Regions from separate parts of the Homo sapiens genome. Here all the other regions are linked to region 1. Evidence: read pairs that join two places in POLR2A ChIA-PET (ENCODE). Cell type or tissue: A673. All regions are shown on one strand. Links, peaks and the distances in the headings refer to the core of each region. The heading gives the core; the rest is flanking DNA.

Region 1 (4,455 bases), core at 143-4,142:
AACTATGCACTCCCTGAAGGAAGGGAAATATCTCATTCATTTTTCTATCCACAGAGCAAAGTAACTGGCATAAAGGAAGAACTCACTGAATACTTATTGAATTAATTTTTTTAATGTTTTAAAAGTAGGACAAAGCAATCTTCCTGCCTCAGCCTCCCAGCACTTTGGAAGGCTGAGGCAAGAGGATTGCTTGAGGCCAGGAGTTCATGACCAGCCTGGGCAACATAGTGACACTGCATCTCTACAAAAATTTTAAAATTAGCTGAGTGTGGTGGCACATGTCTATAGTCCTAGCTACTCCAGAGACTGAAGCAGGAGAAACATTTAAGCTCAGGAGTTTGAGGCTGCAGTGAGCTATGATCATGCCACTGCAAGCCAGCCTGGGCAACAGATCAAGACCCTGTCTAAAAATAAAATAAATAAAATTTTTAAAGATATTTTCAAAGTAGCACTGCAAGGAAGAATTATGAAAAATCCAAAAATTTGGGGGTAAGTTGATCTGTACATCAAAATAATTACCCATTTTAAGGCAATCAGCAGAAATCTTATTTACAAAGGGGCAATTGAGCTAAAAGCACCAGAATCCCCACTAGACATCAGTATTGTGTATTGTATACTGCGTATATTAGAATTCTTCATTTAAAAAAAAAAACTGAAGGTCAATGAAATCTATCTCTTCCTGCTCTTTGTCTACCTTTTTTACCTTTCTTCCAAGAGCTCTAGAGTTCCCACAGCAGCTCCACAATGTAGACAGCAACAACTTTCCCCTTTTTGAAATCATACCTCTGAAGAGTATCGTGACTTTCCAGAGATCAGTGACCTCTACTCCCTGACCCCAGTTTCAGCCTACTCATCTTTACTTTTCATCAATGATACCTCCAACCCTATCTTTCTCTGCCTCTTGTCTCTGTTTCTACCTGATCTCTCTTTCAGCACTAAAGGCTCAATCCTTGGCAAGGACCCACTTAGAGAAGTGTTACTTAGAGAAGGCTCCTTTTGCCAAGAGGAACATGATTTTCCATCACAGTAGACCATTATCGTGTTAGCCTCAAATGGATTTGTAAAATCCAGAGCTTCCAAGGTCTTGCTTAGATGGATCTGATATAAGAGAACTGCCTATACTGATTGAATGCCAGGGCTTAAACCCTCAAGAAGAGACAAGGCAGAAGTTCATAGGAACACGCTCTAACCTTTGACAGGTTCATCTCCCTAATAAAATGGGATGCAGGTAAGCTTCAGAGGTGTTTTGTGGCTTTCCCAGCTTTTGCATGGCAAGATTGGAATTCTGTCCCAATTCTCCTGTCCCTAGGCCTTTCTATTACTCAATAGTTGGCTGCAGAGAGCTGAGTTGGATTAACTCCTAAATCCCTTTCAGCATATTAAATTTAGTTTATTTTTTAAAGATTTGATTCTTCTCTGTATATGAGGAGACCATCTACTCAGTTACCAACTAAAACTGGGAAAGAAATCTCTGAGAAAAAAAAAACTGCTGTGAAAGTTTTAGAGCTGAAGGTTGTGTAGGGTAAGAACAAAATGATGTCCTTGCTTCTGCATACATAGAAAGCATTTAGAGGCTGGGTGCAGTGGCTTATGCCTGTAATCCCAGCACTTTAGGAGGCCGAGGGGGTGGATCACCTGAGGTCGGGAGTTTGAGACCAGCCTGGCCAACATGGAGAAACCCCGTTTCTACTAAAAATACAAAATTAGCTGGGCGTGGTGGCGCATGCCTATAATCCCAGCTACTTGGGAGGCTGAGGCAGGAGAATGGCTTGAACCTGGGAGGTAGGGGTTGCAGTGAGCTGGGATCGTGCCACCGAGCTCCAGCCTGGGCAACAAGAGCAAAACTCCGTTAAAAAAAGAAAGGAAGGGAAGGGAAGGGAAGGGGGAGAGAGAGAGAGAGAGAGAGACAGACAGAAAAAGAAAGAAAGAAAGAAAGAAAGAAAAACAAAGAAAGAAGGAAGGAAGGAAGGAAGGAAGGAAGGAAGGAAGGAAGGAAGGAAGGAAGGAAGGAAGGAAGGAAAGAAAGAAGAAAGAAAGAGAAAGAAAGAAAGAAAGGAAGGAAGGAAGAAAGAAAGGAAGGAAGGAAGGAAGGAAGGAAGGAAGGAAGGAAGGAAGGAAGGAAGCATTTAACATCACAACTCCATACATTACAATGATGTAGTCATGGTGAGTTATGTCCCAAAGAGTGACCCAGGGTAAGAAATCCCAGAGGAGCAGAGCTACCAGGCCTCAACTGTAGTCCTCCAAATCTTCTCCAGAACAGCCCAAAACTAATCTGTACACTGACTTTCAGAGCACAGGTTTGCTGCGTAAGGACTTCCTTGCTCTTAGAAACAAAGACTGAATGGCCATCTGCCAGTAAAAAAGACTTCATCTTTTCAACATTCAACATTCATCCTATAATTATGTGTGAGTGTCTGCTATATTCCAGGCACTGTTCTAGGTATTCAAATCCAAAAAGCAAACAGAAGTGATGGTCTTGATCCCTTACAACCTCAAGACTCCATAACCTACGGAGTGTTCGATAACTAGGAAAAAGAAATCAGTGCTGTGGCAAACTCTAAAGGTGACAAGTCGTAACCCCAGACATCTTGAGGAATCCTGGAGGGTGTGCGTATGTGTGTTTTGTCTGTGTGTGCAGGTGCCTTCATAGGCAGCAACATGTTAAAAAAGTATTCTGATTCCTTAGACAGAAAAGAGGTTAAAACAACTCTCATAAATTAAAAGGTCTTCTATTAAACTTCTAAACACACACTTAAGTGACATATCAGACAAGTCTTGCTCAATACCAAGTACGTAATGTACATATGAGCATACATGTGCAGACCCACAAAAAGCATGACAAGCAGCGCAGGTAGTGGTAAAACTTACCAGTTTTCTCCAGTTGTGCAGGGATGCTTTAGCTAATTGTTATAAAGTTACTATAATGTTATTTCATTCACTTTTCTCATAATTGTTTCTAGAAATGAAACAGAAAAAGCAAAATCCTAAAAAACATGAAATAAAATACACTCTGATTTGGATATTAGTAACTGGCTTTCTGTTTGAACAGTTTCACCTTTTTAAGTTGTGTGTATGTGTACATGTGTGTGAGTGAGAGAGAGAGAGAGTCTCACTCTGTCACCTAGGCTGGAGTGCAGTGGCATGATCACAGCTCATTGCAGCCTCAACTTCCTGGGCTTATGCGATTCTCCCATCTCAACCTCCCAAGTAGCTGGGACTACAGGCACACACCAACCATGTCCAGCTAATTTTTTGTTTTTTTGTTCATTGCTTTTTTTTTTTTGGTTGTTTGTTTTGTTGTGTTTCTTGTTTTTTGTTTTTGGTTGGTTGGTTGGTTTTTTTGTAGAGACAGGGGCTTCGCTATGTTGCTCTGGTTGGTCTCAAATTCCTGGGCTCAAGTGATTCTCTTGCCTCAGCCTCCCAAAGTGCTGAGTTTACAGGCATGAGCCATCACGCCCAGCGGTTTCGCCTTTTTAATATTGGTCCTTGGTTTTTTTTAATCCTTTTTCTTTTCTGCAAATTTTACATTTTTCCTTTACAATACTTTGACTTTTGTCAGGCCAACTAAGACAGAACTACGTCTACTTGCCATTACCACTTTAATCAGTAACTACCATGGGCACCATTGGAACTGCATTTTAAGACGCATTCAACAAATTTTTTTATAGAAAAAAAGTATTCATTTTTAGTTCATATTAATAGAAAGCACACTTTTAGGGGATATAACTTGATACTAACATTAAGCTTAAAGTTTTGTATTAAGAAAATTTTTAAAACTTTTTTTAGGGACAGAGTCTTGCTCTGTCACCCAGGCTGTAATACAATGGTGCAATCATAGTTCCCTGTAGCTTCAAACTCCTGGACTCAAGCAATCCTCCCACTTCAGCGTTCCCAGTGGCTGGGACTACAAGCACATGCCACCATACCTGGCTAGTTTGTTGGTGTTTTGAATTTTTTTAGAGACAAGTTCTCACTATGTTTCCCAGGTTGGTCTCGAGTTCTTGGTGTCAAGCTATCCTCCCACTTCAGCCTCCTGAGTAGCCAGGATTATAGGCTGGAGCCATGGGGCCCGGTAAGAAAATACAAAAATTTTTAAGGGGTCTGTGGCAAATCAAAGCCAATTTGTCTTAGTCTATTCTTGTGCATCAGAACTAATAAATATTGTCAAATGAAAGCATATTTCCTGTCAATATACATATATAAATTTGGATTCTGCTTCTTTTTGCTCCTTTAGCCAACTCATATATTACTCTGCGTATACTTGAGCAAGTCTCTTTATTTTCATTATGGAATGCAGGTAATAATTTTATCCCTTTAATTACTATAATAGTTAATTTTCTGTGTCATCGTGGCTAGGCCATGGTACCCAGTTATTTGGTCAAACTATGATCTAGCTGTTGCTTTGAAGGTATTTTTTAGATGTGATTAATATTTATATCAGTAGACTTCAAG
Region 2 (4,455 bases), core at 171-4,170, 170 kb before region 1:
TCAAGACCTAACTAAATTTGCTATTCCCCATGATACTTTCTCCTATCTTTTCTGTCCCACAGTAATCTCCTCCTGAGAATACCTTTAAAACTTATTTGTCCACGTACTTGGAATTTTACCTATTGATTCCATTTTCATGTATTTTATCTTTTTCCTCAATTAGTTTATGATTACTCACACAAGTCTGCTGTAGCAGCAATCTGAACTTTAATTTCTTCACTCTAAAGACTTGAAAGGAGATACAGGACAGGAAAAAATATCTGATTACTGAATATATCTAGGTTTACTTTTTGCTCCAGAAGTCAAGGCATTTTGATGTCTTGACACTTGAGCTATCTCCAGACTAGTTACAAAGAACAGTCCAGGTCCTGGCTTCATTTATTCACAAATTATCAATTCACTGAACTTGGAAATGAACTTACTTGCAGTGCTCATAAGCATAACAAATCAATCTTATTCAACAATATCCTGAAATGTGTGATCATCTTTAAATATCAATTCCTGTGAGTTGATAGTGACAGATGAGATGCATTCCTTTAAATTTTTTAAGACATTTGTTATTTTTTAATAATCTTTATTTTGACAGAAGAAAAATCCGAGAACTATAGAAAATTAAAAGTACAGAAGACAAGGAAAGATAAAAAGTAAAAACATTATATTCCCACAATACAAGGATTACCATTTTTAATATCTTAGTATATATTCTTCCCATTTTTTTACAGTTGATATCTGCCTTTTAAATAAGTACTTTTCTCATCTAATTCTCAAATTATATGTACATTTCTCTAATTGTCCCAAAAAGAACTTCACAGCTAAGTTGTGAAAACCAGAGTTCACAATTGCAGGTAGGCATTCTGTCCCTAAGTCTCTTTTCTAGAACACTGATGGTTGAAAAGCCTGGCACAGTTGTTCTGCTGCCTGAGAGTGACTGTGTCTGCCAGGATCCCCTGGCCTTCCAGTGTCCTCTAAAGGAGCAGTGATGGAAGATAATAAAGAGTTGATGCAGCACCTGGACAAAAGCCTTGATCTGGAGCATAGCTAAATGGGAAGAGCAGATTTATTCTCACAGGATGCTTTCTGAGAACTTGAATAGCCATGAAATGACAACTGAATGTCTTTCAGGGGAAGGAAACTTCTCAAGATATTTCCGGCCAGGAGCAGTGGCTCACGCCTGTAATCCCAGCACTTTGGGAGGCCAAGATGGGTGGATCACGAGGTCAGGAGATCGAGACCATCCTGGCTAACACGGTGAAACCCCATCTCTACTAAAAATACAAAAAAATTAGCCGGGCGTGGTGGTGGGCGCCTGTAGTCCCAGCTACTCAGGAGGCTGAAGCAGGAGAATGGCATGAACCCGGGAGGTGGAGCTTGCAGTGAGCCGAAATCACGCCACTGCACTCCAGCCTGGGCGACTGAGTGAGACTCCATCTCAAAAAAAAAAAAAAAAAAAAAAAAAAATTTCCATCAGCCACATAAACTTGTTGCTCTTTCACTTAGTTGACATTCTGCTGGTAGGTGTCCAGATCAAAAACCAAGCTAGTCTCTCCCTTCCAAACAACACTGTCATCTACTTCAGCAATAGTAACACAGCATGACAGACTGTCTTGCCCTTGGGAACACCCAGATGTAGCAATTAACTTTGTGTGTTGAGTGAGAATGTCTTTATCCTCGCTTGAGGACATGTATTCTACTTGAGCCTAAGTAGAACTTTAGGCTCAAGCTCAAATCAAATCATGTCGGAGAGATAAATATTCACTAGTGAAATCATATTCTGCATAAAAAATAACGGTCTACTCTAACTCCTATGCCTCCTTGATAACCTCCAGGTGCAGGTTTGCATACTGGCTTCAAGTGCCTGTGGAGCACAGTGCGCTCACCACACAGATGTAGGAGGCTGAATCGCTGAGCTGGGAGGCTGTGATGTGCAGAGAGCTTTGCTTTGTGTCTGCATCCAGAGTTGCTGTATATCTTCCGTTCGACTTTGTGTTCTCACTGAAAGTCATGATTGTCAGGGAAACAGGACCTCTCCCCGTATCTTGCTTATACCACCTTAAGTTGCTGAAGGGGCTCACTGTATAATTGCATTGAAGAGTGCAGTTCTTTCCCTCCAGGATGATCAGGGACTGAGGACTCTGCTCCACTTGGTTTTTGCCATTCCCCCCTATTCAGAAAGAAAAGTGAGATTCAAGAGATCCATCATCCAGTATTAATACTGTCTAATTTGCATCCCTTCCTTACTCCCCACAATGAATCCCAAGTGAAACAGAAAATGGTCCCATTTTCTCCCTTCCTCCTATCCCAGTGGACTACATCTTCACCCCAAATCCTAAGAAAATATTCCCTTGACTTACTATGTTAACTTTGCTAAAACTCTCCACTAACTTACTATAAAAATAAAGCCACAAAATCACCAAGAAGGTCGTCAGATGCTTTTTCATTTTTATTCTGCAGAGATCTGCTCCCAGAAGTTGACTTGTGTATTCAACATCTTCTCTTTTTTTTTAACACTAACCAAAGGGTTTCTCAGAGGGTATCCCTAGCCAATCAGAGACCAGGCTTCGCTATGTTACACATACTACACATTCAGACCTGCAGGCGGGGCGAATGCAAATACTGCCCTCTTGGGGTCAGAGCTACAATTGCTTAGAACTTTTGATCAAGCTTTTTTCCTCCTATTTGCAGCATGATATAGAGGATAAAGCCCTTCATGTCTATATCAGCACAGTAGATTAGTAATTTAGACATATATTTGAAGCTCTGCATTCTGGCTCTATGTGATATTAAATAGGAGAGTTGAGCCTTAGCTTTCTCATCTGAAAATAGGTATGATAACACTTACCTAACAATTTTTGAAAGATTGAAGAGATGATTCATGTAAAGGCTTATTGTAGTGGCTAACATGAACTTAGCCTTCAACTGAAATATAAGCTCCCTTAGGATAGGGACTTTTATCTGTTCTATTCTCTGCTACATTGTCAGTTGCTAGAATAAGGCCTGTCAATAAATAGGCATATAATAAATTTTTATTGAGGGAATGAATAAATGATAGTTTTGTTCTGGTAATGACAGAGTTATTTTTATTATTCATTTTTAATTCAACAATTATTTTTCAAATGCCTACATTTTCAGGTATGATGATAAGTGCTGAGAATAAGCAAAGTCCCTGCACACAGGGGATGACATTCTAATGAGAGGAAAGACAGAGTATTTGAGCATAGATGCAAGTGACTGGTAAGTGTTGAAGTTTTTGAAAATTCTCTTCTGATTGTTTCTATTTTCTCAGTGAAATAAGAAGCTTATGAACAGTTGAGAGTGTAGATATATGAGGATTTATTTTAAGTTTGAAATTTAAAGCTCAGAGAAGTTGAAAGAATGGAAATAGTTATACAAGAAACAATAAAAAGAAAGTTGGTATATTATAGTTGTATAAGCAAAGTAGGCTTTTGGAAAAGATTTGCTAGAGGTAAAGACCGTGTGATGGCTAATTTTATGCATCCACTGAGATAGGCCCCAGTACCCAGATATTTGGTCCAACATCAGTCTAGATGTCACTGTGAAGGTGTTTTTAGATGAGATTAATATTTGAATCAGTAGACTTTGAGTAATGCAGATTTTCTGCATAATGTGAATGGACCTCATTCAATCAGTTGAAGGTCTTAAGGGAAAAACACTTAGGCTCTCCAAAGAAGAAGAAATTATGCCTCCAGACTTGTCTTCAAACTCAAACTGCAAAATCAGTGATTCCCAGGTTGCCCAGCCTGACGACCTGCCCTGCAGAAGTTGGACTTCCCAGCCCCTAAAATTGTGTGAAACTATTCCTTAAAATAAATCTCTCTATATAGATAGATAGATACAGATATAGATATGTACATATCTCTATCAATACAGATAGATATATACAGAGAGTTGCATGTAGACATCACAGTCTTAAATCTGCGTGAACCTAAATAATATAGATCCATTGTTAGTTTTATATGCTCTTGTGAACAGCTGCTTTCCTTTACAATGAGATTACTTTTTTTTTTTTTAAGTTCTGGGATACTTGTGCAGAACGTGCAGGTTTGTTACATAGGTATACATGTGCCATGGTGGTTTGCCGTACTTATCAACCCATCATCCAGGTTTTAAGCCCCACATGCATTAGGTATTTGTCCTAATGCTCTCCCTCTGCTCTCCCCCTAACCCCCGACTGGCTCCGGTGTGTGATGTTCCCTCCCTGTGTTCATGTGTTCTCATTTTTTACCTCCCACTTGTGAATGAGAAAATGCGGTGTTCAGTTTTCTTTTCTTTTTTTCTTTTTTTAAACAGAGTTTTGCTCTTGCTGCCCAGGCTGGAGTGCAATGGCATGACCTCGGCTCACTGCAACCTCCACCTCCCAGGTTCAAGTGATTCTCCTACCTCAGCCTCCCAAGTAACCAGGATTACAGGCACCCACCACCACGCCCAGCTAATTTT
Region 3 (4,455 bases), core at 173-4,172, 66 kb before region 1:
AGTGAGATTATGTGGTATTTGTCTTTCTGTGCCTGGCTTATTTCACTTGACATAATGTCCTCCAGGCTCAATTGTGTTGTCACAAATGGCAGGATTTCTTCCTTTTATAAGACTGAATAGTATTTTATTGTGTTTATATGCCATGTTTTCTTTATCCATTCATCTAAGTATAGATACTTAGATTGATTCCATATCTTGGTTATTGTGAATAGTGCTGCAATAAACATGAGAGTGCAGATATCTCTTTAACATACTGATTTCATTTTCTTTGGATATATGCCCAATAGTGAGACTGCTGGATCATACAGTAGTTCTATTTTTGGTGTTTTGAGAAACCTCCCTACTGTTTTCCATAATGGTTGCACATTATGGAATTTACGTTCTTGCCAGCAGTGTGGAAGAGTTCCCTTCTCTTCACCTTCTCAACAATGGTTGTTATCTTTTGTCTTTTTGATAATAGCCAACCTAATAGGTTGTGAGGTGATATCTAATGGTGGTCTTAATTGCACGTTCCTGATAATTAATGATGTTGAGCATTTTTTATATACCTCTTGGCCATTTTTATGCCTTCATTTGAGAAACGACTATTCAGTTCCTTGGCCTATTTTTTAATCAGGTTATTTGGATGTTTTTGGTATGTGAGCTTCTTAAACATTTTGAATATTAACCCCTTATCAGATGTAGAGTTTGCAAATATTTCCTCCCATTCCATAGGCTTTCCCTTCACTCTATTTATTGTTTCTTTTGCTGTGCAGAAGCTTTTTAGTTTAATATAGCCCCATTTGTCTATTTTTGCTTTTGTTGCCTGTGCTTTTGGGGTCATATCCAAAAATTCCTTGCTCACAAGAGATGAAAAGCTTTCTCCTGGGTACTATGTTCACTCTTCGGGTGGCAGGATCAATAGATGCCCAAACCACAGCATCACACAATATGCTTTTGTAACAAACTTGGACGTGTATACCATGAACCTAATTTTTTAATGGTCTCAACAGGGTATGTAACATTGCAAAATTATTATGATGATGACATTTCACCTCGGTATAAAAAGAAATGTCTGTTGAAAATAAACCCCTTTTCAGAAAGAAAGAAAGAGAGAGAGGCAGGGAGGGAAGGAGGGAGGAAGGAAGGAAGGAAGGAAGGAAGGAAGGAAGGAAGGAAGGAAGGAAGGAACTTCTTGCCCAGACCAATGTCATGGTAATTTTCCCCTATGTTTTTTTCTATTTGTTTTACACTTCTTTCACCTTTTTATGACCGGTGCTTTGCCCAGTACCTGGCACATCAGGACTCAATAAACACTTGCTGAATGAGCAAATTCTATGGTTTTAAATTGTAGTTTAACATAATAAGTGACATATCCTGGAAGCACACCGTTCTCATGTGAAGGAACAAAGACTTCAAGAAAATGGGCTTTACCAGACTCAAGAGTTTGTGTTCTGCTCCCCCTGCAGCCCCTATCAGTGTGTGTCTCTCACAGCACAGAAGTACAAAGCGGAGTCGCTCACAAGGGCAGATGGTTTCTTCAGGTGGAAGGAGGTTTGGCTCTTGTTAAATTCAGCTTCAAAGCCATAGCTGCCTTTAACCAGGTTATCCCCTGTGATGTATTTCAGAAGGAACTGGAGGCCTCGGTTGGGGTATTGAACATACCAAAAAAGATAAGGGTTTCCAGAGACTGAATAGGTGCATTTCACAGTCAGAGGATTCCCTTCAGCAACGTTGACCTGATCTTCCGGCTGAGCCACTGACTGAGCTCTCAGCCCACCTGTAAATTAATCATGCTGCATCAGTGAAGCTGCTGGAGAGCATGTAAGTGGATCATGCGAGTGGAAAATGGGAAGGGGATATTACTCACTCAATGTGAAGAGCATCGCAAGCATCGAGATGGGTGCAGAGGCCATGGCTCCAGCTAAGCTCACGGCGGGCGGGATTGGGGGGGTCCTTTCCAGCCCACCTCTGCTGGAGATATGGCCCCACCCCAGAGAGTGGGCTCTTGAAGAGGAACCAGCAACCCTGTGTCAGCACAGGGCTTTTGGAAATGGCCCTTCCTCAGGGCACTGGTGCTTCCCGACACCGGTATCTTCTCTCTGTGGAGCACAATTTTGATCCAGCTCCTCAAAGCTCTGTGAGGAGCAAGACTGCCGCTCCGCCTATGCCCAGGACAGACCTTACACTGCATCGCCCCCTAGAGCCCACACGTAGGACCAGCGACTTTACTGTCAAGCAGCTGGTGCTTCCTGGCCTTATCCCTGGGCCAACCTTTGGATGGTTACACGCTCCATGAGGGACATAGGGAGCAAATTAGGGGTTCAAAGGAGAAGAAATAGAAGTTTGTGAATCAAAGTGGAAAAGATTCAGGCTGAGTGGATCAAGCTGTAAATGATTTGTGCTCTCTTAAGATAATGTAGAGACAGAAAGAAGGGAAATAGGATGGGAAAATGCACAGAAAAAGAAAGGAAAATATAGCTTTGCATCAAGAGGGAGAGAAAAATTTAAAGTGAGAGATAAGAAAAAGCAAAATAGGAGAAAAGAGTAAGGCAAGAGAAGATAAATGACAGGCGAAAACAGGAGCCTTGCTCTTCTCGTTAGAAGTAATTCAGAGCTGGCTTCTGTGTAAACCTCTTTGACCAAAAATAACTCAGAATTTTCTCCACGTTGGGCCTATTAGGAGCCCATCCCATAATGATCTTTAGGGCAAAAAGAAACTTGAATCTTCTCTTTAAACATTTTTAGAGTGAGAAAAGTACGAATAGGTGTTATAAATATTTTTGGAGCATTTGTCATATTAAACAGTACATATAAAACAAAAAAATGAAACTCTGAGAAGGGGTTGCAAAACAGGTACTTTCCACATGCAGAGCCTACTTAAAACAGACTTCAAATGAAGTACGTATTCAGCAAAAAATGTATGGTTAACGAAACTTGATGTATTATGATGGGGAAAAGGGGTTCATTGGAAAGGGATGGCATGCTAAAGTTTTATACTAAAAAAAGGCAACAATAGCAACTGAGTGATTCTTTGATAGATTTTAATTTTAATGTAAAAAGCATGTATCAATATAAAGAAGTTGTTCCTCTGATTTGCCTTCTGTTTCTTTTGAATAGTGTCCAAATAATGTTCACTATATATTCTGAGGAAAGGATGAAAAATCTCTTTGCTTTGAATCAGAAAAAAAGTGGAACATAATTCTTTCTAAAAGCTTTGCTAAAGATCTCATATTTAATCATTGAAAACTTAGCCATATAATAATGTTTTTCTTTGGAATTGGTAAACTGTCTTTAAACAATAATCTTCAAGTTCCAGAGAGACTTGTCATAAATGGAAACATATAGTGAATTTCTTCTCTTTCTTCTCTCTCTGCCTCAAGCCTAAAATGAGTGTTAGTGTTGTCTTTTTGAGGGTCCTGGCAATCGCCTCGAGAAAATCATTGAAAAAAAGCTTAACAAAAAGAATATTTTTAAGTGTATGTGCAAAATTTAGGGAAAACTACAAGGGAAGGTGAAGCACCTGGGGCTAATAACAGCCAGAAGATTTCACCACTCCTAGGCCCAAAGGGACGGGAGAAGATGAAATTACCCTAATCTCAGGACACCTGTAACTAATCACAGGCCAAAGGCGACATGACCCTTTACAGTCTAAATACCTCTTCTTGACCATATTCTGGGTAGACCCAACAGGAGCTGTAAACTTCAGTAGAGGAAAGAAAGGATCCTAAAATGCAAATATCTTGACCACTCTCTCCTGCTAATACCTCCCACTGGGGTAAACCCAACCAGATGCCAATGGACATGGGAGACCAGTCCACATAACGTATAGAAGTCAGCCTCCTGGGGTACAGAGCAGGATATAATAGACCTGAAGAGGAAAATGGAGAAATGTCCAGCCCTCTGATGCTGGAGTTTATTGCTGCCCTACAAATGCATATACGGGCATAGCTATACTGCATTTTGACAAACATAAAAAGACAAATAAAATAAGTTTAAAACAATAGTCTAATATAGACTTTAGTACAGAGCAGGATAGAATAGACCTGAAGAGGAAAACAGAGACTGTCCAGCCTCCTGACACTGGAGTTTATTGCTGCCCTATAAACGCATATATGGGCATATATCAACATATGATATGATCAACATAAAAAAGCAAATAAAATAAGTTTAACTAAAACAGTAGTCTAGTGTAGACTTCAGTGCCTTGATTATTTTTCCAATCCCTACTTCCTCTGACCTCTACAGATACAGCACACAAGATTATGCCTAGATCGTGCAAGTGGCTGAGATATTGTTTGCCTTCATCCATTTAATAATTAATGCCAAGAGCCTCAAGTGAACTAAATATTTAGGAGACTGATATTTTTAATTTTGTGCTAGAAATGGTTGATTGTTTAGTGGTCTCCCCCTAAAGGATACTTATGGAAGGAACTAACCATATTTATTAATTAAGCATGTTCAGCTATAGAAAGA
Region 4 (4,455 bases), core at 230-4,229, 120 kb after region 1:
AAGATTGAGAGAGAAAGAGAGAGAGTCAAGAACAGAGAATCAGAGAGAGAGAGAGAGTCTGTGTCTCTGGGAAAGAAGAACATCTCTGCTTCACAGTGATTTGCGCTGGGGGAGAGGCATCAATTGGCTTCGGACCCAAGGGGGAGACGAGACCAGGTCACCCCGGTTAAGACCAAGTGAGCGTTGCCCCTCCCTCTCCCAACTCTCTACCCGGGAATGTCTCGGCGAAAGCAGCGGAAACCCCAACAGTTAATCTCGGACTGCGAAGGTCCCAGCGCGTCTGAGAACGGTGGGTGCCTGGGGAGGGGTGGGGGCCCCTAAGTCCAAGCCTGTGTGGGTCAGGCCAGGGCAAGGGGAGGGCACTCGGGCCATGGGCGAAACCAGGCGGGGGCGGACTTGGTCACTGGGGGTTTGAAGGAGTTGAGATGCAGGGAGTAAGAGATGACCTGCGCTGGGGAGAAGCCCCGCTTGTTACTTGGGATTGATTCTGTTTGTGTTTTCCTTGTTTTTCTCTGGATGAAATGGAGTTTTCAAACTGGCTCTGTCTCCCCACCCAAGAGTTTTCTCCTCAGGTCTCCCTTTGCTCACTGGTCTTTGTGCCGTTGCTAAGTAACGTCCTCAGACCTGAAGACCGTCTCTTCGGGGTGGGATTTTCCCCCCTTTTCTTTCTGGAGAGTTGGGTTGCAAGAGAATGAATTGGATAAACGTGAAGGCTCCCCTGAGGGAGACGAGAAAAAAGTTTCTCATTGTTGGGCTGAACTGAGAGCCGATCAGAGCTCCCAGAGGGAGAGAGCTAAGGTCGGTCAGAATGCAGCCTGGTTTGGGGTGTGTATGCGTGTCACCTGGAGGACAGCTGAAGGCTAGGTCTGGATGAGGGGCTTAGGTTTGTGCTTCAAGGAAAGCAAAGCAAAAAACAAAACAAAACAAAAGAAGTGCAAGAAAATACACCTGTTACTACATGCATATCATTTTATGAGGATACCGTGTTTTTGAAGCAACAGGTGTCCCTTATGAGGGGGAAAAATTGTATGTATTCTTGTAACATTCCGTTAAGTGACAGGCAGACAGTAGAGCAAGCAGGGAATTGAAGAGTGAAATTGCTCAGAGTCTGAGAGACAGAAGCAAAATCAGGACAAAAACTTCAATTTCCTAATGCTCAGGGCTGGCTGGTAGTGCTCACTAAACCCACTAAACCTGGGTTTTAAAAACTTGCCTGATTGTGAGTACATCTGAGCCAGGGTGTGGGAATCTATATATTTTGCAATTGTCCAGGTAATTCTTAGGATCAAAGAAGTTTTGGACATACTTGTCAGTGGTATGGCTCCATATGTGCAGACTGAAAGTCTGGAAGTCCTGGCTCCAGACAGGCAACTGTTTAGCATACAGTTGATACACCCAACAGTATAGTATAGGATTAAGCACAAGGGTTCTGAAACCAGACTTTTAGACAAATCCCAGCTCCACCACTTGGTTAGCTATGTGACCTTGGCTGGTTTATTTTGCCTCTCTATGCTTCAGTTTCCTCATCTGTGAAATAAAGATGTGTATACTAGCTACCTCATTAGGTTGTTGTGAAAATCTAAATGAGTTAATATGTGTAAATCCCTTGGAAAAATACCTAGCATAAATAAGTGCTTAATATGTGTGAATATCGTTATTATCATTATATGTGAATGCAGTGACACTGCCTGCAAGTGCTGTAGTATGACCAAAACTCAGGAACCTCTTGGCAAACGTCAGCATTTCTTTTTTTTTCTTTTCTTTTCTTTTTCTTTTTTTCTTTTTTTTTTTTTGAGAGAGAGTCTCGCTCTGTCGCCCAGGTTGGAGTGCAGTGGTGCAATCTTGGCTCACTGCCCGCTCCACCTCCCAGGTTCACGCCATTCTCCTGCCTCAGCCTCCCGAGTAGCTGGAACTATAGGCGCCTGCCACCACGCCGGGCTAATTTTTTGTATTTTTAGTAGAGACGGGGTTTCACCGTGTTAGCCAGGATGCTCTGGATCTCCTGATCTCGTAATCTGCCCGCCTTGGCCTCCCAAAGTGCTGGGATTACAGGCGTGAGCCACCGCTCCCGGCCATCAGCATTTCTTTATGAGACGTGTCATGAAAAGCTCTAAGAGAGTGTATTGGTGGCGACTAAAATTGTAGATTAAACTTGCCTTTCCACCTGTTAAAAAACAAAAACTTGAGGTCAAATCAGCGCTCCATGTGCTACAAAATAACCTTAACAGACATGTTTTGGGCAGAACGCATCCTCCCCGAAACACTGCTTTTCTGGGATCCTACTGTGCCCATATTTAGAGGTTCTATGGTGATGGCATCCTTCCCTCCTGAGACACATTAGCCCTTCTTAATGCTGCTATAGGCCGGATGTTTCCTGCTTGTGCTCTACAGGAGACTTCCCCTAGAGCCTCAACTCCTCCCCAGAGTTGCCTCACAGTTCTGCTCTCCTGCTGGTTTGATTGTGGAACTATGCTGAACACCCCTCCAAACCCCCAAGAAGCATTCTCTCCTCTTCTTCCTACTTCCTCCATCTGCTCACCCATTCCCCATATCATAGCTGAGGAAAAATCTTCTGTGAGGGAGTCAAAAGCTATCTTTAGCGGCTGTCTTGAATGGATTTTCAAGCCCTTTAAGATATAGCTTCCACCTGGGGGCATGGTAATGCTGCTACAAAGCCATCCCCATAGAAACAGTAAAGGTTTAAACCCAATGGCATCAACAAATTTTTGATGAAAATTTGCCTTTGAGCTATGAAAGGCAGGAACAAATGTAAGGAGCAAGGAAGCAGTAGCACCCTCTGTTAAGATCTACCGTAAGAAAGCCTAAGGATTTTCTCATCAGAATTCCCCTGGAGTGAAAGATCCTAGGCTACTTATGATCTGGATGTCATTGGGCCTCATCTGCAAAATGAGGTGGCTCTATTTGATCGTATCTAAAATTCCTCCTGGATCTTATAAGCTTATAATATATAAATTTCACATTTTCTGGTTTTCTTTTAAATTAATAAATTTTCTTAATCATGAATGGGGCAGCATCCATTCTGCAAAACAGAATGAGAGCTCTCCTTTTCCCTAATTTTTTATAGACAGGGTTTCTATTCACTTATGTGATCTTCAGGCATCTGACTTCCTTCTACCCCAGAGCATGCTCCACAGTTAGGGAGGAAGGGCTCTTATTTAGGGGCACATGTATCCTTTGGTGTACCTGTGAAATTATGGATATCATCATGAGTATCAGAAGACATTTAGTCAGTAGTCTAGGGTGCCAGTAATGTTTCCAGGAGTCTTTTGCCTTCTTGTAAGCAATATGTGCCATATACAACATGCAAATGCTGAGCCTTTGTTACATATTTTAAAAGCCAAAATTCTGCAGTGACCTAAGACATCACCAAGAAACAGTCTGAAAAATCTGTTTTCCAGCCGTTTTTGCTCAGCTTCCCTAACCAGAGCATCAAAACCTAACAGAACAGTTATTGCATATAAGTGATGGGCAGGAAATACTCTATTCACTTAAAAACTCTAGAGAGGAAAAAAAAAAACCTTCTCTCTCCCCTACAGAGTCTAGAAATCTGGATTAGAGAACACAAAGGATGTGACTGGGGGAAAAATGCAAACCAGTACATCTGGGAAATAAAGGAAACAATCAGAAACCCAGATATTTAGTGAGAAGAAGAAACCAGGACAGCAGCCAAACAGATCTAGAGGGAGAGAGGGGAGTACTTTAGATGGAAGTTGGCAGATAGCAAGAACAGCAAGAGAGGAAAGAAGGCAAAGGTAGAGTTTTGGGGGCTCTGTTTACATTTGGAAGTAAAGAGCCTCATCTCTCAGGTTATTGATCCCTGGGCCACTCAACCTAGGTATTCCCAGATCAGAAAAAACACATTTTGGAATAGAGAGTATCTCAGTCCTGGTGTTACAGAGTACTAGATAAGAAAACAGAAAACTTGGTTTTCAATCTAGTGTGGACCTTGAAGCTATGTGACCTTGGGCACATGTGACCTTTCTTACCCCAGGGCTTCATTCAGCTTTTGACATTCAAATAATAACTAACACCCATGGCTAATATTTGTGGAGCATTCAGGTACTGTGCTAGGCCCTTTTTGCATTTCCTCTTTTTCCTCCCAACTCCGTTATTATTATTATTTTATTTATTTATTTATTTATTTTTATTATTTTGAGACGGAGTCTCGCTCTGTCGCCCAGGCTGGGGTGCAGTGGCGCGATCTTGGCTCACTGCGAGCTCCGCCTCCCGGGTTCACACCATTCTCCTGCCTCAGCCTCCCAAGTAGCTGGGACTACAGGCGCCCGCCACCACACCTGGCTAATTTTTTATATTTTCAGTAGAGACAGGGTTTCACTGTGTTAGCCAGGATGGTCTCGATCTCCTGACTTCATGATCCGCCCACTTTGGCCTCCCAAAGTGCTGGGATTACAGGCGTGAGCCACCACGCCCAGC
Region 5 (4,455 bases), core at 307-4,306, 71 kb before region 1:
TGTGAAGATTTCATGGACATTTACTCATTCCCCAAATTAATACTTGTATAATTTCTTATGCCTGTCTTTACTGCAATCTCTAAACATAAATTGTAAAGATTTCATGGACGCTTATCACTTCCCCAATCAATACCCCTGTGCTTTCCTATGCCTGTCTTTACTTTAATCTCTTAATCCTGTCAGCTGAGGAGGATGTATGTCACCTCAGGACCCTGTAAGTATTGCATTAACTGCACAAATTGTACAGCATGTGTGTTTGAGCAATATGAAATGTGGGCACCTTGAAAAAAGAACAGGATAACAGCAATTGTTCAGGGAATAAGAGAGATAACCTTAAACTGACCGCGGTGAGCCGGGGGGAACTGAGCCATATTTCTCTTCTTTCAAAAGCAAATGGGAGAAATATCACTGAATTCTTTTTCTCAGCATGGAACATCCCTGAGAAAGAGAATACGCGCCTGGAGGTATAGGCTTATAAACAGCCCCCTAAGTGCACCTGTCTTTTATGGTCGAGACTGCAGAGGTGAAATAGACTCCAGTCTCCCATAGCGCTCCCAGGCTTATTAGGAAGAGGAAATTCCCGCCTAATAAATTTTGGTCAGACCGGTTGATCTCAAAACCCTGTCTCCTGATAAGATGTTATCAATGACAATGGTGCCCGAAACTTCATCAGCAATTTTAATTTCACCTCGGTCCTGTGGTCCTGTGATCTCACCCTGCCTCCACTTGCCTTGTGATATTCTATTACCTTGTAAAGTACTTGATGTCTGTGACCCACACCTATTCGCACACTCCCTCCCCTTTTGAAACTCCCTAATAAAAACTTCCTGGTTTCTGTGGCTTGTGGGGCATCACGGAACCTACTGACACGTGATGTCTCCCCCAGACACCCAGTTTTAAAATTTCTCTCTTTTGTATTCTGTCCCTTTATTTCTCAAGCCGGCTGACGCTTGGGAAAAATAGAAAGGAACCTACGTGAATATCAGGGCAGGTTCCCGATAAAAGAGTGAGCAGAAGAAAAGCCCATGAAAAAAGACAGTGCAGGTTCAGCCAAAGATATAAGAACATCAAAAAGAAAGAGGTAGGCTGGGGTTTCACACATAGCAGAGCAGCTCCCTCACTGTGATCTATTGAAAATCAGCTCTCAAATTTTTTTTTTAAAGGGAAAGTGGTATACCAGAAACCGAAAGAGGACCAGGTTTCAAAGAGGGAATAATCAATCATTCATTGGATGTAACCCAAGAAACTGTTGTTAACCCTGGCAAGAATAGTTTGGGCCAATGGTGGAAGTTAAAACCACACTTCAGTGGGTAAAAGAGCAAGTAAAAAGTGAGAAAAGAGACACAGTGAAGATTGCCAGATTGCCTCCCAAAAGCATCATATGAGTTTATGCCATCAATAGTACACTTCAGTACCCATTTACTCTTTGTCAATATTGTTTATACAGTTTACAATTGCTAATTTAATAGTTAAATGAAATATCACTTTACTTAATACTTGTTCATTACTTATACTGCAGAAGGAGGCATTTTGCAGGATATGTGTGGGATCCCTGCAGTGCTGATGACAGCAAGTGACCACAGCTTACCTATGGCCTCTCCTGGAATTCATGGTGGAACCCCACCAACTCTTGCATATCACAGAAGCACAATTTTTGAGAATTAGAATGGAATTCAAAGATTCTTTCAGAGAACCCAGTGAAACTCACTACACAATCAGGGAAAGATGAGAGGAGGGAGGACTGAATGTAGCATGGGAAGACTGCAGGGAGAGGTGTCTCCCTTGTATCCAGGCAGAGACAGATTCTCACATGGATGAGAAGATGACTGTCTACATAGTGTTCTCAGCAAAACCAGGACAACTTTTCTTCCCCAAAACGTGTTTCCCTACCTTTACTTTCTCTAAAATGCTTAAAAGTGTATTTCAAGGACAAAAGCTGTGATTCCACAAATAGCTTTTTTAAGTTGGTGCTTAAACGCAACTTAACTACAATGTACACAGATAATATTAGCTCCTTTTCTGAAAGCAGTTTTCAGGTATCGAAGATTAAATTAGAATACAGGGCCAACTGATGTAACAAAGGCCAAAATAAAGTAATTTATCATGATACAGTTCAAATGTCAGCAGTTCAGGGCAGTTATAAGGGCTCCACAGTGTTGGTGTCTTAGGTATCTGATTGCTCTGCCCACCTAAATACCCACTCTTATTTGGGGTCCAAGACATATGTCACACATAAAGCAATCCTCACAACAATCCTTCCAGTTATCTCAATTTCATTAATTAAGAGATGAGGCACATAGAGTAGAAATGGCATGTCCAATGTCACATAGTTACTTAGAGGAAGAATCAGAAACAACCTATGCTCCCTAATTCTTAATTCAGTTCTCTTTCCACAAAGTTCTTGAAGTGATATAAAAGGGGGGAGAAAAATAAACCTTATGAAGATAAGTTTTCCAGAATTTCTCATTTTTCCTGAAGTTTATCTGTTTATAAGGAGTATTTCCCAACAAACAGGAAAAAGGAATGCTAGACTAACTTTTCTTTAAGTCAAAACAGAACTTCTAAAAAGACATAGTTGTTCCCTCTGAGCCACCTTAAAAAAGGGGGAAAATATAGATTCTCATTTCCCTACATAACTCCCCTCCCATCACCACCACCACCAATCACTACCACATGACAAAAGATTAATATCTAAGGCTTAGCTTAACCTTGGAGAATTTTCCTGAGAAGGAAATCATCTTGAGAGTTGTATCTCTTTGACTAAGAAGTAGTTCTGTTTGGGTAGGGAAGTGATATGAACACGTGTGCAGCCTGGGGAATGACTGGAGGGAAAGATTTGTTCACCACTGCATCTGCAGGGATGATAACAATGCCAAGCACATAGTCAAAACTCCACAAATAATCATTGAGTGAATAAGTGAATAGCTAAATGAATAAATACATCATAATTGTATAGAAAGACTTCTTTCCTTTGCAGGACTTGCATAAATTGTATTTATAAGTATCAAAGGCAGAAACAGGCCACACAGCCAGGTCAATGGTGTAATGTGATAAAAATATCCCTGTGGACATGAACTTCCTTTGGAGTGAAAACAGTGATGGTGGCTGAGAGCTTACCTAGAGTTATGGCAACTGTATACTTAAATCTAAAACAGATACCATGGTTTCATGAATACAAATGTATTCTGGCAGTAATGGTACAGAACACTGCCACCCTTAGACCTGAGCAAGTGACGTCCCTGCTCAGAGTTCTGTGCCTCCACCCCAGCTATTATTCAGCTATTCTTATCCCTTTCCCTGTGAGAAAATCACAGGACAAAGGAGACATAGCCCTTTAGAGTCTAAATACCTCTTCTTGACCATATTCTGGGTACTAGGATTTCAGAATTCCCTGCACAAACATCCCCAAACACACTTTTAAGATCTGCATGGGCCTATCTCAAGGATTATCTTCCCAGAAGCAGATATCCCACCTGTGTACACAACTCTAGGCCCAATGGGTGGCCAAAAGATCACTGTTTGCCTGGACTGTAGACATGTGGGCTAAGGTGTCCACATCCTTGTGTATAAGGCTTCTCAAGGTATGTGATGGATTGAAGGATAGGAAAAGAAGGCTGGTAAATCACAAGGTACAAACCAAAGGCTGCAGGGTGAATCTCCCTAAAGCAGCACATTCTAGCACAAAACTATAAAAATCAAGAGTTCAAAAGTAGATCTGAGTATATCTAGGAATTTAATGTACTATAAATATGGTATTTCAAATCTATGGGGCAAAAGTGAATTTTTCAGGAGGTGGTGTAAGAACTACTGGCTATCCATTTGGGGGAAAAAATAAACAGATGTAGATCCCTGTGTAAAAATTAACTTATTTGGGGACATACTCCTTTTAACCAGGCAGTTCAAAATAGAGCTGCTAACTTGCAGAATCCTCACTCCCACCCCCAGCCACCAAAGGTGGAAGCCAAGCTGGGCTAATCCAAGCAGCCTGTACCCATGGCCACCACTGATTAGTCCAAGGAAAAGCCACCTAACTCACACTGAGTCAAACAGAGCCCTTCCCACGACACTCAAATTTGGGAAAAGATAAAGAGAGAAAAGTGCATTAAGTCCAGTTCCTCTCAAGAGCATAAGGAAGATGTGAACATAGGAACCGTAAGCAACTATCCTTATAAGAACTACACGTTTATACCCTTCCTTGATTCAAACTCTCCTCCCATTACAGACTGCTTCTGTCTTCTTTCACAGCTAAGCTATTCCTATATCCTCATCTCATAGAGCATTTTTTGAATTCTCTATCTTGGCACACACCAAACTGTTTAGAGTGTCAGTGTATTGTTCATTCATATAACCAACACTTTTCCGACAGCGACCCTTTCTGGAGTTAGGGCTACACCATCACCAAAATCAGTCTCTTGCCCCAAGAAGCCTATAGACTGGCAGAGGAGTGGAGTAGTT

What was found. ChIA-PET counts read pairs that join two places held together with the same protein. Peaks named below come from ENCODE experiments on the same cell type or tissue, not always from the same donor. Only the 100,000 strongest peaks of a DNase experiment are listed, where the experiment ranks them.
Region 2: POLR2A ChIA-PET joins it to region 1 with 23 read pairs; 2 of 35 experiments call an interaction of 5 or more read pairs at or near these places.
Region 3: POLR2A ChIA-PET joins it to region 1 with 18 read pairs; 5 of 35 experiments call an interaction of 5 or more read pairs at or near these places.
Region 4: POLR2A ChIA-PET joins it to region 1 with 11 read pairs; 2 of 35 experiments call an interaction of 5 or more read pairs at or near these places.
Region 5: POLR2A ChIA-PET joins it to region 1 with 16 read pairs; 5 of 35 experiments call an interaction of 5 or more read pairs at or near these places.

Annotation. Positions count from the first base shown.
Region 1 is chr14:21,655,006-21,659,460 of GRCh38, reverse strand. OR4E2 (olfactory receptor family 4 subfamily E member 2) reads right to left here. Exons shown (of 4, transcript NM_001001912.3): 2 at 2,872-2,959. It also overlaps TRA. Among named protein-coding and RNA genes, the nearest start is that of OR4E2, 3.4 kb to the right of the region's middle. In A673, for the core only: no CTCF peak of the experiment used is centred there; DNase peaks (open chromatin) are centred at 1,850 and 2,260; H3K27ac peaks cover 3,901 bases.
Region 2 is chr14:21,823,491-21,827,945 of GRCh38, reverse strand. It overlaps TRA and TRAV10. Among named protein-coding and RNA genes, the nearest start is that of OR4E1, 150 kb to the right of the region's middle. In A673, for the core only: a CTCF peak has its summit at 2,607 (motif pointing left); a DNase peak (open chromatin) is centred at 2,585.
Region 3 is chr14:21,721,329-21,725,783 of GRCh38, reverse strand. It overlaps TRA and TRAV3. Among named protein-coding and RNA genes, the nearest start is that of OR4E1, 50 kb to the right of the region's middle. In A673, for the core only: a CTCF peak has its summit at 2,181 (motif pointing left); DNase peaks (open chromatin) are centred at 343, 1,003, 1,343 and 2,173; H3K4me3 peaks cover 3,519 bases; H3K27ac peaks cover 3,952 bases.
Region 4 is chr14:21,532,683-21,537,137 of GRCh38, reverse strand. It overlaps a transcript of SALL2 not described here. Among named protein-coding and RNA genes, the nearest start is that of SALL2, 8.6 kb to the right of the region's middle. RefSeq lists an enhancer at 2,243-3,108. In A673, for the core only: no CTCF peak of the experiment used is centred there; DNase peaks (open chromatin) are centred at 1,427, 2,397 and 3,607; H3K4me3 peaks cover 3,176 bases; H3K27ac peaks cover 3,961 bases.
Region 5 is chr14:21,726,667-21,731,121 of GRCh38, reverse strand. It overlaps TRA. Among named protein-coding and RNA genes, the nearest start is that of OR4E1, 55 kb to the right of the region's middle. In A673, for the core only: no CTCF peak of the experiment used is centred there; no DNase peak of the experiment used is centred there; H3K4me3 peaks cover 605 bases; H3K27ac peaks cover 3,658 bases.